Regions from separate parts of the Homo sapiens genome. Here region 2 is linked to region 1. The links are chromatin loops, found by intact Hi-C in ENCODE. Cell type or tissue: mammary epithelial cell. All regions are shown on one strand. Each heading gives the region's core, and the rest is flanking DNA. Links, peaks and the distances in the headings are about the cores only. Region 1 overlaps ATP2B4 (ATPase plasma membrane Ca2+ transporting 4). Region 2 has its middle 34 kb from the start of ATP2B4.

Evidence for each region. Hi-C counts contacts between places; a loop is a spot of excess contacts. Peaks named below come from ENCODE experiments on the same cell type or tissue, not always from the same donor. Only the 100,000 strongest peaks of a DNase experiment are listed, where the experiment ranks them.
Region 2: it touches region 1 in a loop (4-fold over the local background); 9 of 110 quality-filtered maps call a loop at or near these places.

What each region holds. Positions count from the first base shown.
Region 1 is chr1:203,638,728-203,647,056 of GRCh38, reverse strand. The region is part of intron 1 of ATP2B4 (ATPase plasma membrane Ca2+ transporting 4); the gene reads right to left. Among named protein-coding and RNA genes, the nearest start is that of ATP2B4, 16 kb to the right of the region's middle. In mammary epithelial cell, for the core only: no CTCF peak of the experiment used is centred there; DNase peaks (open chromatin) are centred at 1,696, 3,266 and 3,606; H3K27ac peaks cover 3,055 bases.
Region 2 is chr1:203,588,996-203,597,324 of GRCh38, reverse strand. No RefSeq gene overlaps it. Among named protein-coding and RNA genes, the nearest start is that of ATP2B4, 34 kb to the left of the region's middle. RefSeq lists a silencer at 3,449-3,598. In mammary epithelial cell, for the core only: a CTCF peak has its summit at 3,520 (motif pointing left); a DNase peak (open chromatin) is centred at 3,304.

The DNA of each region.
Region 1 (8,329 bases), core at 267-8,266:
CAATTCTTTATGATGTGGGAAAATGCTCATGATCTAGTATTGGGTAGGAAAAAAAAATTAAATCAAAATCTTATTATGCAACGTGTTCCCAATTTTGTTTAAAAAATGTATATACTCACCCACGTATATAAAAGACTAAAAGAGACTACACCAAAATGTTAGCAGTTATGTCTGGACTTGTGAACGTTTTAGTTTTCTCTTCATGCTTTTCTGAATATTCCACACTTTCTAGGATGATCCTGTGTAGAGGCAGTACATAGCTCAGAATCTTTTTTTATTTTTATTTATTTTTTTTGAGATGGAGTCTCGCTCTGTCACCAGGCTGAAGTGCAGTGGCACAATCTCGGCTCACTGTAACCTCCGCCTCCCAGGTTCAAGTGATTCTCCTGCCTCAGCCTCCCAAGTAGCTGGGATTACAGGTATGTGCCACCACGCCTGGCTAATTTTTGTGTTTTTAGCAGAGATGGAGTTTCATCATGTTAACCAGGCTGGTCTTGAACACTGACCTCAGGTGATCCACCCACCTTGGCCTCCCAAGGTGCTGGGATTACAGGCGTGAGCCACTGTGCCTGGTCGACTGTTTTTTTATTTTTATATTTTTTATTTTTTAGAGATGGGTTCTCATTATATCGCCCAAGATGGATTCAAACTCCTGGACTCAAGCAATTCTTCTGCCTCAACCTCTCAAAGTGCTGGACTACAGACACGTGCCACTGCACCCTTGGACTCTGAAGTTTGAGAGCCATGGTTTGAATTCCACAACCACCACTTGGTAGCTGTGGGAACTTGGATAAAAGTATTTTATCTCTTGAGCCTTACTTTCTTTTTTTGAAAGGGAAGATAGGAATGACTCCTTCCTTATTAGGATTGTCATGAGGAGGGAATGAGGTCATGCAGTTTTAGCATGTGTCTTGGTGCCTGAAATATAGTAAGTGCTCAGTATATGTGAGATCCTTTTTACATATTACTTTTATACTCTGGAAAAAAAGTAAATATTCTTAAAAAATAACCACCTGGCTAAAAATTTGCCATTTGGATTAAAGTACACCGAGAAAACAACAAAAGCCCTCCTCGAAACGTGGTGTCTCTAAAAGTGGCTGAAACAAGAATGATCATACGATAAGGTAGGGTTTAACTATGTCAACGTTCCTATGAAAAGGCAATATACGGCCGGGCACGGTGGCTCACGCCTGTAATCCCAGCAATTTGGGAGGCTGAGGCAGATGGATCACGAGGTCAGGAGTTCAAGACCATCCTGACCAAGATGGTGGAACCCTGTCTCTACTAAAAATACAAAAATTAGCCGGGCACAGTGGCAGGCACTTGTAATTCCAGCTACTTGGGAGGCTGAGGCAGGAGAATCGCTTGAACCCAGGAGGCGGAGTTGCAGTGAGCCGAGATTATGCCACTGCATTCCAGCCTGGGTGACAGAGTAAGATTCCATCTCCAGAAAAAAAAAAAAAAAAGAAAGAAAAGGGAGTATAAGCTGGGAAGGGTGTTGAATGAGGAGTGATGACTGTGATAAATGCAAAGCTGATGAAAGAAAATATAGATGCTTTTTAAATGAAAAACAAAACAAAATAAAAAAACCCCTCACAAAACTAGGTAGATTAGATCACAGAATAATGGACCAAGCTATAAAGCAACTAGCAGAAGAAAAGCATATAACTCAGAAAGTAGGGAGAGTCTGTGAGTTGGGTAAACAGGAATGCTCTGTCTGGCTAGGGCATTAGAGAGGCAGTGTTGCCTAGGGCCCAGGCAGGATGACAGGGGCTGAGTCAGAAACAGCCCTGGGTTAAACTGGGGCGGAAGTTAGACCCCATTTAGACAAGGGACTTTGGGGATTGGAACTATGGATTTGGCCAGCCTGGGGAGCTCTGAAACACAACTGTTTATAGCACTAGGTGCAGGAGATAAGCTGAGCAAGTTAGGAGAATGTACACTTCACTAATCTGAATATAGCTGAGAGCCTGGATCTCCTGACATTGTTGTTAAGCAGTGTGGCCTTCCAATAGCCTGACCTGTTTTGTGCCAGTGACACTAGAGGATGTTGGACACCACAAAGAAGTAAAAAGAGAATCACCACCATTACCAGGATTCCAAATGCAGTCCAGACCTCCTCTCCACCTTGGCATAGTGGCCACATAGAGTCATACAGAGCGGGGCTGCAGGGAGCCGCACAAGCTCCCAGCATGAGTTTGAAGAGGGAGAGTGAAAGGTGGAGCTTCCTTAGATAAGGGCTCAATAATTCTAGGAGACCAATTCCTAAGCCAAGTCTCCTGGGGAACTGGCCATTGTTTCAACTCCGGTCACCAACTTCCTAGGAAGATGTCACCAGTCTCTGTCACTGAAGCCCAGCTGAGCAAGACAGCAGTGAGATCTTACTTTTAAATGTTGGTACCCAACTATAATTAATCTGCAGCATTGTTTGGGTAGGAGGAAGCAGAGAATGTTAGAGTTGAAACATCCTAGAAGTACATTTAGCCCTAACTCTTCATTTTACATCTGAACAAATTGAAGCCCAGAAAGGTTCAGTGATTTCCCAAAAGTGACAGAACAACTTAAGTGGCTCAAGTTCCAGGTTTCCCAACTTCCAGTCTGGAACTCACTTCTCTAGACCACCCTGCCTGTCATTAGGAAGGCTTTGCAATTATTCAGGCATGAGATGATGAGGTTTTGAGCAGGGAGGGTGGCCCTGGGAAGGAAGAAGGTAAAGTTCACTGTGGTCTGTTTGTTTAGAGAAAATTTTCTATTTGTTTATATCCATCCATCCATCCAAGCATTCTTTTTTTTTTTTTTTTTTTTTTAAGATGGAGTCTTGCTCTGCTGCCCAGGCTGGAGTGCCATGGCATGATCTCGGCTTACTGCCACCTCTGCCTCCAGGGTTCAAGCAATTCTCCTGCCTCAGTCTCCTGAGTAGCTGAGACTATAGGCACTTGCCACAACATCTGGCTGATTTTTGTACTTTTAGTAGAGATGGGTTTTCATCATGTTGGCCAAGCTGGCCTCGAACCCCTAATGTTAGGTGATCCACCCTCCTCGGCCTCCCAAAGTGCTGAGATTACAAACATGAGCCACCACACCCGGCCCATCTATCCGTTCTTTACTGATCCTCATTCTATGAGCCAAAGACTGTGCTAAACACCGAGTATATAGGAATGACTAAAGCATCACTCTCCTTTCAAGTAGCTTGCAGGCTGATGAGTGGGCTCAGTGAAAACGCTGCAGCCAAAACCAACAAGTCGCTGCATCTCAGAAACCATGCTGCCATAAGCCTGTTCACATGAACTCTCAGCTAATATTCACACCCTTGTCTGCAAGTCACTGCATCTGAAACCATCTCCCATCATTGGATGCCATCCCTGAGAAACTGGGAGGGGACCAGAGAATTCCCCCTGTTCCAAGAGAGCCTGGAGCACTTAAGTGATCTATAGGAAGCAGGAGCAAGAACTGCACTTAATGCCAAGCCCCTTCCAGCCAGGAAAGGCAAGTTCTGGTTCACGCATTATCTTGGCTAAGCTGCCACTTCTTGCCAGCTAAAGTCTCTGCGTGGGTGTGTGCTGGGAAAAGCAGGGGAGATTCCAGCCTGAGACTCTCTTGCTTGTTTATCCAGGGGCAGCTCAATTCCAGTGCAGCTGACAGTTGATCTGGGTGACCAAATAGTGATAGCACCCTTGGGCTACAGCTTCTACAAAAACAAGTAGTGTTGTCACCCAGTCTGACTCCCTCCATCAACAAGAGATTTCCCAGCATTGACTTCTACAGCCGCTACTCCCAGGGGAGGAATGCAGGGCACGAGTAAACAAGGTGAGGTGGTTGCAGCTCTCTACCCTCCACTCTGCCTTATTTCACCAGGACTCTTCTTGCTCAAATATCAAGCAAAGCCCTAGAGCTGGCACCAAGAGGGTAACCTGTCTCATGGAAATGATGGAGCCCCTGCATGCCCTTTGATGGAGAGTTGCAGGAGGCTGGGGCCTCTGGGCCTTTCGCTACGGGGAGACAGTGGGCTATGACCCTTTTATAAATGTACTGAGCCCAAAGGTTAGCAGGGAGCAGGTGGGCAGGCTGGTGCCAGGCTCCATGGAAAAGGAAGGGAGAAATGGAGGGACAAGATAGGAAAAATTAAAATTCGATGACTACCCTGGCTCATAGTAGTGAGCCAGGCACTCAGAACATGTATCACTCTTCATTTGTGTGTGTTCATATTTTCCAGAGGAAATTGAGTCTGAGAGCCTAAATAATTTGTCCACGGTCACACAGCTGGCCAGCCAGACTTGAATCCAGTTCCATCAGACTCCCTCAAATCTGCACTTTTATATAACACCACCTGCTGGGATTGGAAGGCCAACTAGGTGATTTAGGACACAGGGCATTTTTATACAGAAAGGCACAGGAATGGATTCAGGATTTGGTAAGCTCTGACCCCCGGGGCTGAAAACCCAGTGGAAATTAGCATTCTTTGCTATATCAATATAAGACTTCAGCATCCTGTTTCCTAGTCCCAGTAAATGGATTTTCCAGTGTTAAGGAAATCTCTTTTCATCTGCTCCTCTTACAGGGCTAAATGGCTTAGGTCAGAAATACAAACAGAAAACACAGATAAATCCAGGGTCATACTTTCTTTCAGACTTTTCTATATTGCTCCTAATGTCCCCCATCAAAGCAGACTGTGAGGCCAGGTGCAGTGTTTCACGCCTGTAATCCCAGCACTTTGGGAGGCAGAGGCAGGTGGATTGCTTGAGCCCAGAAGTTTGAGACCAGCCTGAGCAACATAGCAAGACCCATTTCTAAAAAAAATTTTTTTTTAATTTGCTGGGTGTGGTGGTGCACACCTGTAGTCCCAGCTACTCAGGAGGTTGAGTTGGGAGGATCCCTTGAGCCCAGGAGTTGGAGGCTACAGAGAGCCATGATGACACCATTACACTCCAGCCTGGGCGAAAAAGTGAGATCCTGTCTCTAAAAACAAAAAACAAAACAAAAACAAAACACAGTAGGCTGTGGGGGTTAGGGACCAGAAGCACGCCCAGAGGGTTACCCCACTGTTCTCAGTGGCCCACTGTCTGAGTCATTTTTCCCTCTGACATTGGGAAGCCTAGGAATACAAAAGTTACCAAAGCAAAATCCACTAAATAACTTTTTATTGAGTACTTACTATGTGCCAAATACTGTTCTGGGCACTTGGGATATATCAATGAGCAAGGCGAAGACCATTGCTCTCATGGAGCTTATCTTCCAGGAGAGTAAATAACCTTTTTTTGTGTATTAGAAGGGCCGTGAGCTTTGGTGTCAGGCCTGGGTCACATATCAGCCCCAACCCTAATGAGCCAGATGATCTCTGGGCAAGCTATTTAACTCACGGAGTGTTAGCTTTCTTATCTGTAAAATGGGAACCATAGCATGTTGTAAGAGTGTAGTAAGGATTACAGATAATGTATATTAATCGGCTGGCACAAAGCAGGGTTCAAAAATGGTTAGTACTATTTTTCCAGTCCCAGCTGAATCCACAGATTCTGGGACAACTCGCATGCCCTCTTATTTAGGGGCTTCAACCAGAGCATTATCTTTAAGATATCCTAGAGAGAGTCTGGTGTGGTGAAGAATGTAGTTGGGTTGAATCAACCTAAAGCCAATGAATTTTCCCTCTAGAAATGTCTGCTCCCACCCCTAGACCTGATGAAAAAGATAGGCCTGATTAGTCTCCCTCCCCTGCCACAAGCCACAGATCACTGGAGTGCAGAGGACATCAGATCTAAGCTGGAATCAGCATCTGTTGGCGTTTGGACTGAGAGACCGAGTTAATTTACTTCGGAGAGCTAAGTGGGAAGGCCACATGGACTGACAGATGGAACCTACTGCCTGGTTCACCCACAATGGGTCCTGTGCTTGTGGATGAAAGAGCAGGAGCCCATCTGTGAAGAAGAGAGTGCTACAGCTCCAGGATGTAGGTGTGGCTCACAGAGGGGCTACACTTCCCACACCTAAGTTCTGTGCTATTTCCCTGTAATGGCCTAATAAAGCTCCCTTTTACTTTTGCTTCTCTGAGTAGGCTTCTATTCTCACAACCAGATGATCTCCAAGAAAAAGCCTGTACCTGTCTCAGAAGGTGGTTGTTGTGACATAATTTGGAAGCATCTGGCATTTAGTCGACATTCAATAAATGCTGTTGAAACTTCCCATGTTCTTGTCAACCAGTCAGTCACTCAGCCATGGAAAGAGGAAATCTATAAATGGGCTAAACTAAGGGTGCATCTTAGCCTTATGGTTTATGAACATCTTTATCATGTGGAAAATGAAGACAATGCTAATATCGACCTCACTGTTCACTGAGAATATTAAATGAGATGATTCAAGTTTAATACCTATCACATAAATAATAAATGTTAGCTCGATTATTACTTCTACCAATGTCATTGTTATTTAAGATGTGACAAGAGCAGGGTGCAGTGGCTCACACCTCTAATCCCAGCACTCTGGGGGGCCAAGGTGGGCAGATTGCTTGAGACCAGGAGTTTGAGACCAGCCTGGGCAACATGGCGAAACCCCACCTCTACTAAAAATTCAAAAAAAAAAAATTAGCTGGGCATGGTGGCACGCACTTGTAGTCCCAGTTACAAGGGAGGCTGAGGTGGGAGAATCACCTGATCCTAGGAAGTTGAGGTTGCAGTGAGCCATGATTGTGCCACTGTACTCCAGCCTGGGCGATGGGAGTGAAACCCTGTCTCAAAAAAGGATGCAACAAGTGTTTTAGATCTTGATCTAAGCAAGGAGGGAGGATGCAGTGAGAGCAGGAGTGGGAACACACAGAGAACAGGAGGATGTTCTTGGGAGTGGGGTCAAGGGGTTGGGCAGTCAAGAGAAGGAACTGAGATGAAGAGTGGGGAATAGGAAGAGGGGGTCACCGGAATAATAAGCTTTACGTATATCTAGCACTTTAATGTTTATGGGATGCTTTTACCTACAATACCTTATTTGTCTGTCATAACACTCTATGGGGTAAGTAATGAAAGGCGATATTATACAAACTTTAAAGAGGGCAAAACTCAGGCTAGGTGCAGATGTGTACAGCATGTACCAACTGAAGCTAAATCCACTCCTTTATCCTTTATACCACATTGCCTCTGAAAATAGGGATTAAGAGGCTGAAATGAGAGGTAAAGACTGGAGGAGGAACTGGAGGGCTTCTCTGGAGAGGTATTGTTCTATTTCTCAGTACCATTTGGATTCCTCTGGGCATCCCAGCAACAGAACATCTCCACCCCATCAGAGGCAGAGGCTCCGGATATAAGCAGGGGATGGTAAAGTCAGGTAACACTGGGAGGCCAACCGAGCGGCTGAATAAACCAGGCTGGACCCACACCCAGCTTCGGCACCATGCCCTGGTCCAGGAGAAGGCTTTCTTCAGCAAAGGACAAGCGCAAGCCCTTTACCATTCAGGCCATGGTCTCACTGCTAACACCAGGGGCTGCCCTGCAATGATATCTAAGGCCCCTACCAGCTCAGTTGTGCGTCGGGTCTAGATCTTACCTCCCTGAAGTCAAGGGTTAAATGTGCTCTCCAGGGAAACAGATGCAAACTCCCTAGAGCACTACCAACAAGCGGGGCTTGCTGTGAGTCCCCAGGCTTGGGACAATCATCCCTGAGCTTAACATCAGTGATGCTGAGCCCTTCCTTTGCCTCCCGGATACCACTTCTTCCCAAACCCTTAACATAGTGCTTGGCATATGGTCTGTGCTCGCTTCATGTTTGTTGGATAAATAAATGGATAAGTGAACAAGCAAATGAATGACAGATTGGCTCTGGCAATCAAATCAGCCTGTGCTGTCACATTATGGTGGCCCCGCCCTCTTGACTCTTAGATCCCAAATCAGAGCTCAGCAGCCAACCTGACTTAGTCAGCTGCTAAGGAAGGATGGAGTTAATAGTGCTTCCCCTCCTTCCCCTCTGCACTTCCTCTGACCTTTTGGAGGAGGCACACCCTGAGGAAAGCGTAGGGCCAAGAATACCCCGGCAGGAGGAGATCTCTGCACACCTCTTCCCAGGACTTCTGCTTCCCCTCTCAATTACTCTGCCTCTCTCAGCTCAAGGCCCAGTGTGCGAGGAGGAGCCATGGAGGGGACTGTTAGGAGCTGCACGGTGATACGGGCAGTGCCAAATACTTCTTTGCATTTTCTGTGTGCTAATGACCTTAATTGTTAATAATAACAGCAACAGTAACAATCATGCCACCAGCACCTTTATGGTTTCTAGAATCTGTCTTCCAAACTGCTCCTAGCACATGACCTCACATCAACCTTGGAGGGACGGGGATAGTTCTCTCTGCCATGTGGGT
Region 2 (8,329 bases), core at 113-8,112, 50 kb after region 1:
AGGATTGGGGAACAAGGAAAATGATCATTTCTCTATCGTTTAGTAACCCTCTAAGCCAGGCTTCATGCTGGGCACTTTATATATATATATTACCCCTTTGACTTGAACCCTGGCAGCTACTTTCCAAGAAGGCAAGCACTTTCACAGACTAGGAACCAAGGCATAGAGAGGCTACCTTGCTTGAGATCGCACAGCTGGGAAGTGACAGACAGGATAAAAGGCACCAGTCTATTCTTCCCCCATTTGATTCTGCCTCACTTTGGGAGTGTTTAATTCCAGAGCCTATTTACTCAGCAGTTTCATGTCTAGAAATTTATCCTACAGATGGCCTTGCACATGTGCAAAATGACACTATACACAAAGTTTCTCACTGTCACATTCTTTTTAATAGCAAAAGATTGGAAACAACCTAAACATCCATCATAGAAGCCTGGTTAAATGGATTTGTCAACAATGGAATACTCTGCAGTCATCAAGAGAAATGAAAGACACTTTATGTCTGGATATGGGATAATCCCCAGAACTCATTGTTTAGTACAAAATTCAAGCACAGAGTGATGTGTATAATATCTTGTCATCTGTGTAGAAAGAGTGAGGGAAGGAATATTTATGCAGAATTACTTGTTTTGCATAATGTATATATGGAAGGACATTCAGGAGATAGTAACATCAGTTGCTTTATTTTTTTATTTTTTTTTGAGACGGAGTTTCGCTCTTGTTGCCCAGGCTGGAGTGCAATGGCACGAACTGGGCTCACCGCAACCTCCGCCTCCCGGGTTCAAGCGATTATCCTGCCTCAGCCTCCCGAGTAGCTGGAATTACAGGCATGTACAACCATGCCCAGCTAATTATTTTTTTGTATTTTTAGTAGAGACGGGGTTTCTCCATGTTGGTCAGGCTGATCTCGAACTCCCGACCTCAGATGATCCACCCACCTTGGCCTCCCAAAGTGCTAGGATTATAGGCGTGAGCCACCGTGCCCGGCAACATCAGTTGCTTCTGGGAAGGGTGAGTATATGCTTGGGAATCAAGACTGGAAGGAAGGCCGGGCGCAGTGGCTCATGTCTATAATCCCAGCACTTTGGGAGGCCAAGGTGGGCAGATCACCTGACGTCAGGAGTTCGAGACCAGCCTGGCCAACATGGTGAAACCCCGTCTCTACTAAAAATAGAAAAATTAGCCGGGCATGGTGGCACACGCCTGTAATCCCAGCTACTCGGGAGGCTGAGGCAGGATAATCGCTTGAACCCAGGAGGCGGAGGTTGCGGTGAGCCCAGATCGTGCCATTGCACTCCAGCCTGGGTGACAGAGCGAGACTCTGTCTCAAAAAAAAAAAAAAAAAAAGGAGACTGGAAGTCCTTCCTTCCTTCCTTCCTCTCTCTCTCTCTCTTTCTTTCTTTCATCTCACTTTGTCGCCCAGGTTGGAGTGCAGGGAAGCGATCTCAGCTCACTGCAACCTCTGCCTCCTGGGTTCAAGCAATTCTCCTGCCTCAGCTTCCTGAGTAGCTGGGACTACAGGCCTGCACCACCACGCCTGGTTAATTTTTGTATTTTTAGTAGAGACAGGGTTTCGCTATGTTGGCCAGGCTAGTCTTGAACTCCTGACCTCAAGTTGGCCTTGCTGCTGCCTTGGCAATCCTGCTGCCTTGGCCTTGCAAAATGCTAGGATTACAGGCATAAGCCAAGACTTTTAATAAGATAATTTTTGGTAACTTATAAATTATTTGAACATATGACTTATTAAAAACAAAGAATAACAATTAAAAATAGGCTGGTGTAGTGGCTCACGTCTGTAATCTCAGCACTTTGGGAGGCCAAGGTGGGAGCATCACTTGAGGCCAGAAGTTTGAGACCAGCTTGGGCAACATAATGAGACCCCATCTCTACAAAAAATTATAAAAAGTAGCCAGATGTGGTGGTGTGTGCCTGTAGTCCCAGCTACTTGGGAGAGTCACTTGAGCCTGGGAGTTTGAGGCTGCAGTGAGCTACTACACTCCACCCTGGGCGACAGAGCAAGACCCTGTTTCTATTGAAAAAGAAAAAAAAAAGTAACAGCCTGGGCAACATGGCAAAACCCTGTCTCTACCAAAAATACAAACAATTAGCCAGGCATGGTGGCTTGCATCTGTGGTCCTAGGAGGCTGAAATGGGAGGATCACTTGAGCATGGGAGGCAGAGGCTGCAGTGAGCTGAGATCGTGCCACTGCACTCCAGCTTCGGTGACAGAGTAAGACCCCATCTAAAACAAAAACAAAGCCAAACAAAATGTAAATTTCCTGGCCTAGTCAAGATGCAGTCTGTTTTGTTTTGTTTTTAATTTAATTCACAAGAAGGAATGCAGTCCTAATGAGTAGGAAGGCTTACAGGGAGCAGCATAGTGGAGAGGTTGTAGAGATTAGCTTTAGAAAGACCTGGGTTTGGGATCTGGCTCAGTGGCTCACGCCTGTAATTCCAGCACTTTGGGAGGCCGAGGTGGGTGGATCACCTGAGGTTGGGAGTTCAAGACCAGCCTGACCAACATGGAAAAACCCTGTCTCTACGAAAAATGCAAAATTAGCCGAGCGTGGTGGTGTGTGCCTGTAATCCCAGCTATTCGGGAGGCTGAGGCAGGAGAATCAATTGAATTCAGGAGGTAGAGGTTGCAGTGAGCCTAGATCACTCCATTGCACTCCAGCCTGGGCAGCAAGAGCGAAACTCTGTCTCAAAACACACACACACACACACACACACACACACACACACACACACAAGAAAGACCTGGGTACACTGCCACTCACTAGCTACAAGTCTTCAGACAAGTTACTTAACCTTGTTGTGTCCCATTGGCTCCTTTTTTTTTTTTTTGAGTCGGAGTCTTGCCTTGTCACCCATAGCACAATCTTGGCTCATTGCAGCGTCTGCCTCTCGGGTTCAAGCATTCTCCTGCCTCAGCCTCCTGAGTAGCTGGGATCACAGGCACGTGCCACCCCACCACACCCAGCTAATTTTTATATTTTTAGTAGAAACAGGGTTTTACCATGTTAGCCAGGCTTGTCTCGAACTCCTGACTTCAGGTGATCCACCCGCCTCGGCCTCCCGAAGTGCTGAGATTACAGGCATGAGCCATCGTGCCTGGCCCCCACTGGCTCATTTGTAAACAAGGATACACTTTCCTCATGAATTCTTTTAGTGAGGAAGTTATATGATGATGTAGGTGTGTGCTTAGCAGAGGGGCTCTGTGCTAAGTCCTCAGAATGTGGCAGCTGTAACCACCTGGTCCCTGGAAAAACCCAAGGGAAGGAAAGCCTGAGTGTTGCTCATGTCTGACTAAGCTTAGGGAGGCCTTGCTGATTCTTGAAGGCCTCAGGGCCTCCCAGAGTGTATCTGTGCTGCTTGACCGTCTATGACGTTGTCCTAGTTACTGGTGGATGGAAGGAAGTGTGGAGATCACCAGGCAAAGATCACTGGCTCACTAGTGGCAACCCTCTTGCCTGACAGAGTTGGCCTCTATTAGGAACTGCTATGCCCCACCTGGTGGCAAGAAACCCCAAGGGCAGCCGCGGCCCTGCACAGACCTAAAGACCTTCTCAGTCTTCTCCTTTCTTGCATCCAGCTTTGAATCATCTTCAAAGACCTTTGTATCCAGCCCAAAGGCGGAGATACCTTTCCTGTGATGGTTTGTGAGAGCTATGTCAGAGGGTGAGAGGGGCTGAGCGGTGTCGGGGCAGTGTGGTAGACTAGAGTCAGAAGACCTGCGTCCACACTGGGAGCTCCAGATCAATTGCTCCATCTGTAAGCCTCAGTTTCCTCACCTGTATAATAGAGATCCACCTGTGAAGATCAAATATCTGGTAAAACTGTGAGTGTGGAAGCAGGAAAGCTGCAGAAATCTTGCCTTTGTCATTCTGGGTGGTTTTTACAAACATTGTGGAGACTGATAAATGAGTACAGAAGCCCTCAAACCAGTCTCCTGAAACCCAAACAAGATCAGCCAGGGGCTTCATAGCGGCGTGATGCCAGCATGGTGGGTGCTTCTGCTGCTTGGGGGGCCTAGGGGTGGGCAGGTGAGCAGTGTGTGGGAAAAGGAGATTGAGTGGTCAGCTGCAGTGATTTTTCTGGGAGTTTTCTCCACTCACTCAACAATCAAGAATGGGTATGCCTTTATTGGCTCCAAGAAAAGATAAGACATGAGCAGCCCCATTCTTGAGAAACCTTCAGAGGTCATTTGGTCCTTTAGCACTTACGGAGCCACTTGTGAAAAGGGCTGCGAGAGACGCCCAAGATGGATCAGCCATGGTCCCTGCTATCCAGAAGCTTGTAGAGGAAGGAAAGCTACTTCACAGCACACAGGCTGAAATTTCATAAGAGGAAATGACCATTGTGCCAGTTGATCATGTGAGAATGGACGGAATGTAGGGGGATAAGTAGTAAGAGCCAGGGAGGCTTAACCAAGAGAGACTTCCTGAGGAAGACGGAACCTGGACCAGAAGCAAGAGGCCACTCTGAGAAGAGGAGGGGTGACCCAGGTAGAATGCTGGAGAGCAGGGTCTCCAGGAACATGATGTATAAACATCTGGAGAGGAGGGGGCTGCTGGTGGGTGGCCTGGAGCCCTGGAATGCAAATAGACTGCTCTCCAAAGTCCCCACCAGCCAGACAGCTGTGGTGCTGCCTTGTACCCTGGGAGTGAATAAGTTGCTTCTTATTCTCCTCCCAGCCCCCAACTTCCCTGCCCCCCACCCCATCCCCCAGCCTTACTTAGGGATTTCACCTGGTCAATCACCAGAGTCAACAGGCAAGAGCTATGAACCTCAGGCAGGAATGGGAGGAGCTGTCAGAATGAGATGTGAGGCCCCAGGCATGAGGGCTGGAGTCTCAGGGTCTGGCCAGCTCCCGGCTCCTGTAAGCCTCAGCCCAGCCAGAGACGCCAGGCACCTGGGCCCGGCACGGCTCCTCACTTGCTTTGTGTCTGAGTTGAAACCCGCCCACGCTGGGGATGGCAACTCTCTGCCTCTGTCTGCTGGGCCTCCCTGTGGAAGCTAGGCCTGGTGGCTTCACATAAATATTGATTGTCTACTCAGCCATCCCGGCAGGGAGAGAGAGGCCAGGCAGGAGGGGGAGCCCGATCAGGCAGCACTGGATGAATGGAGTCCTGATGTGAGGGAGCTGGGGGGATGCCAGAGGCTAACAGAGGAGAGGCAGGAATCCTAGGGTAGAGAATTCCCCAAGAGGGATAAATGCCAAGTTCAGAATAGCGGTCACCTGGGGAGGAAGAGGAGCATAAGCAGGACCTTCGGGGGTGGCAGCAGTGGTTTACTTAAGCAGGGCTTCACACTCATTAATGCTATTCTTTGTATCTCTTTGTATGTCTGAATCGTTTATAATACATTTGTACCTAGTGACCTGTAGAGGTCCTGTCTTCCTTCCCCCAGCCTCTAGGCAAGACTTCAGTAATCTACCGGACAAGGTGCTGCTCTGGTCTAACTCTGAAATTTTAAAGAGAGATTCCCAAGATGCCAACACAACCCAGGCCCCATCCTGCTTCCAGCCCTTCCTCCAGCTTTGTCAGGGAGAAGGCATTCTTTCCCTTGTTCAGCTAACAAGTCCTGACTGTGTCAGGAGGGAGACCACTGGCTTTGGGGTCTGGACAATGGCCCTGATGTCCTGCTCAGTGTTCTATGCTCTGGTTGGATAGTTCCTGCTCCTTCCACCCTCCTCACAGACCCCACTGTCTGAGCCATCAGTCAGGGAAGAGATGTCTGTTGCCTTTTGGGGGAAATCAGGCCTTCGGGAGAGAAGCAGGCTCCAGAGAACCTTTCCACTATCCTCTTTTCCTTGCTCATTCCTCTCTTCCCAAAACAAATGCCCTTATGAAGGACTTAGGACTTAGACCAGACTAAGAATTTCCGTAAGAAAATGTCTCTCTCTCTTTCCCCACACCATCACCCCCATCCCCTCCGCCCCCCAATTCCTCTCTCTGCTTTTGAACTCCTGGCCTCAAGCGATCCTCCTCCTCCCGCTTCGGCCTCCCAAAGCACTAGGATTATGGATGTGAGCCACCACGCCCAGCCTCCTTTATTTTTCTTGTCAGTTTTTATCTTTCTTCCCTTTCCGTTTCTCTTCCTTTGTTATGACTCTTTTTCCCAAGCCCACTTTCTTTCTGTCATCTTCCTCCCCCTTCTTCCCTCTGTTCCTCTGCCTCTGGCTCCTGCCTTCCAGGGCCTCCCCTGCACTCTCACCTGGCTGGCTCTGTCCCACACTCTCCCTGGCATAGGAGACTCTTCTAGGGAATTCAAGGAAATAAGCAGGAGGCATATTCTGCCTTTGAAACCAGATGAGGGGCTGCTCTCTACTCAAGCCATGCTAATCATTAGACAGTCATTTCTGGGAAGGGCTCTCAGCTCTGGAACCCAAATGGCTCCAGCTCTATGTCATTGCTCCTATTTCTTAAGGCCACTGGTCTCCATCAGGATCCTCTGCAAACCAACAGCCTTGAAACCTTAACAATTATGTCATGTGAGGGCACTCCTTTTGTTGAGTCCACCCTGAGGGCAGAATTCTACCAGACCCTGAAGGGAGGGGATGCTGTTTGGAGGATCAACAAGCCTTTATCTAGTAGGGGAGATGGCACGCTCATGAGTCAGACCTGACACAGCTCAGACAACAAGCAATAAACAGAAAGCAATTTTCTTACTGAGTGCCGAGAAGCCAGATCATTTAGAACAAAACAGATTTAATTAGAGAAGACTTCTTGAAGGGAGTGAATATGGGGCAGGGACTGAAAAGAGAGGTGCTGGTTAGCCAGGCATGGTGGCATGCACCTCTAGTCCGAGCTACATGGGAGGCTGAGGTGGGAGGATTTCTTGAGCCCAGGAGGTTGAGGCTGCAGTGAGCTGTGATCTCACCACTGCACTCCAGCCTGGGCAACAGAGCAAGATCCTGTCTCTTTTTTTTTTGAGACGGAGTCTCGCTCTGTCACCCAGGCTGGAGTATAGTGGGGCGATAGTGGCTCACTGCAACCTCTGCCTCCCAGGTTCAAGCAATTCTCCTGCCTCAGCCTCCTGAGTAGCTGGGATTATAGCATGCGCCACCACGCCCAGCTAATATTTTTTGTATATTTTTTTTTAAGTAAAGACGGGGTTTCACCATCTTGGCCAGGCTGGTCTCGAACTCCTGACCTTGTAATCCACCCACTGAGACCTCCCAAAGTGCTGGGATTACAGGTGCAAGCCACCGTGCCCAGCCCTTCCTGTCTCTTAAAAAGAGAAGCGGTGGGGGGCTGGTGTTGGGAGAGTACTGAGACAGAGAAGAGTGATCTGGTTCCTCTTGAAGCGGGGCTAGTGTGAAGGTACCCATGTTGTGCTGTGTTCAGGGACCAAGGACCTAGTTTGACAGGCTAGGGCCAAGAGCCGTCAGAATGAAGTGAGATTGTCTGGGAAGGGACAGGGGGAAGATTTGTCTCCGCAGAGCAGCCCGGCCAAATTCAAGGATGTCAAAATGTCAGTCAGTGGGATGTGTGAGGGCTTGGGCTGCCACATGCCACACCAGCTCTTCCCATTTCCTGGGAAAAATGCAAATGGTGTTAGTTACTCCCCAAGCTCTGGGCCCAGGCTACATTGCTTTCTGGGAGAACTCCACTCTGTGGGAGGGAGAGCAAGGTTGGAAGGTATTGTGTGATTTCATGACTTTATTATATATGTTGGGGATAAGGTAGGGAGGAAACACATATCAGGATCTTAAAGTGCGTCTCTGCTTTTATGAGTGTGTATCTTCGTATCTGAAAAAAGATGGGCTTTTGTGAATCTGCATGAATGAATGTGTTATGTACACAAGCCCCTGAGCCACACCCCTCCTGTTTTTATTAACAGCCTCTTTCTGCCATTTTCAGACTTTCTCTTTCACAGCCTGAGGCCCCATCAGCCCTCCTGCCGAGCAGGGGCTGGGATGTGGGCTGATCCCAAATGCATCTTTCTCCTCAGTAATGCCACAAATTGGCTACAGAGAGCTCCAGGCCCAGAGTGGATCAGGATAAAGTCCTTTCTCCTCTCTGACTAGGCTGGGGACAGCTGGGCCTGCAGGAGAGGATGGAAAAAAGGATGGACAGTTGTTTAGGGATTAATTCACTGATGCTCATGCAGCATGCATTTTTAAAAAGCTTCCTTTGTGCTGGGTGCTGTGGATAGAGTGATGACATAGCAGAGAACTCCTTACATCCAATGATGCCCTTGCTTTCACATGAAATTTTCTTTTTCCAGAGAAACTCAGTAGCTAAAGCTGGAATTGCCAGGTTTGCCCCTTCCCCACTTCCCTGCCATCCTTGTCTTCTCATCCTTCCCTCCCTCCTATTGCAGC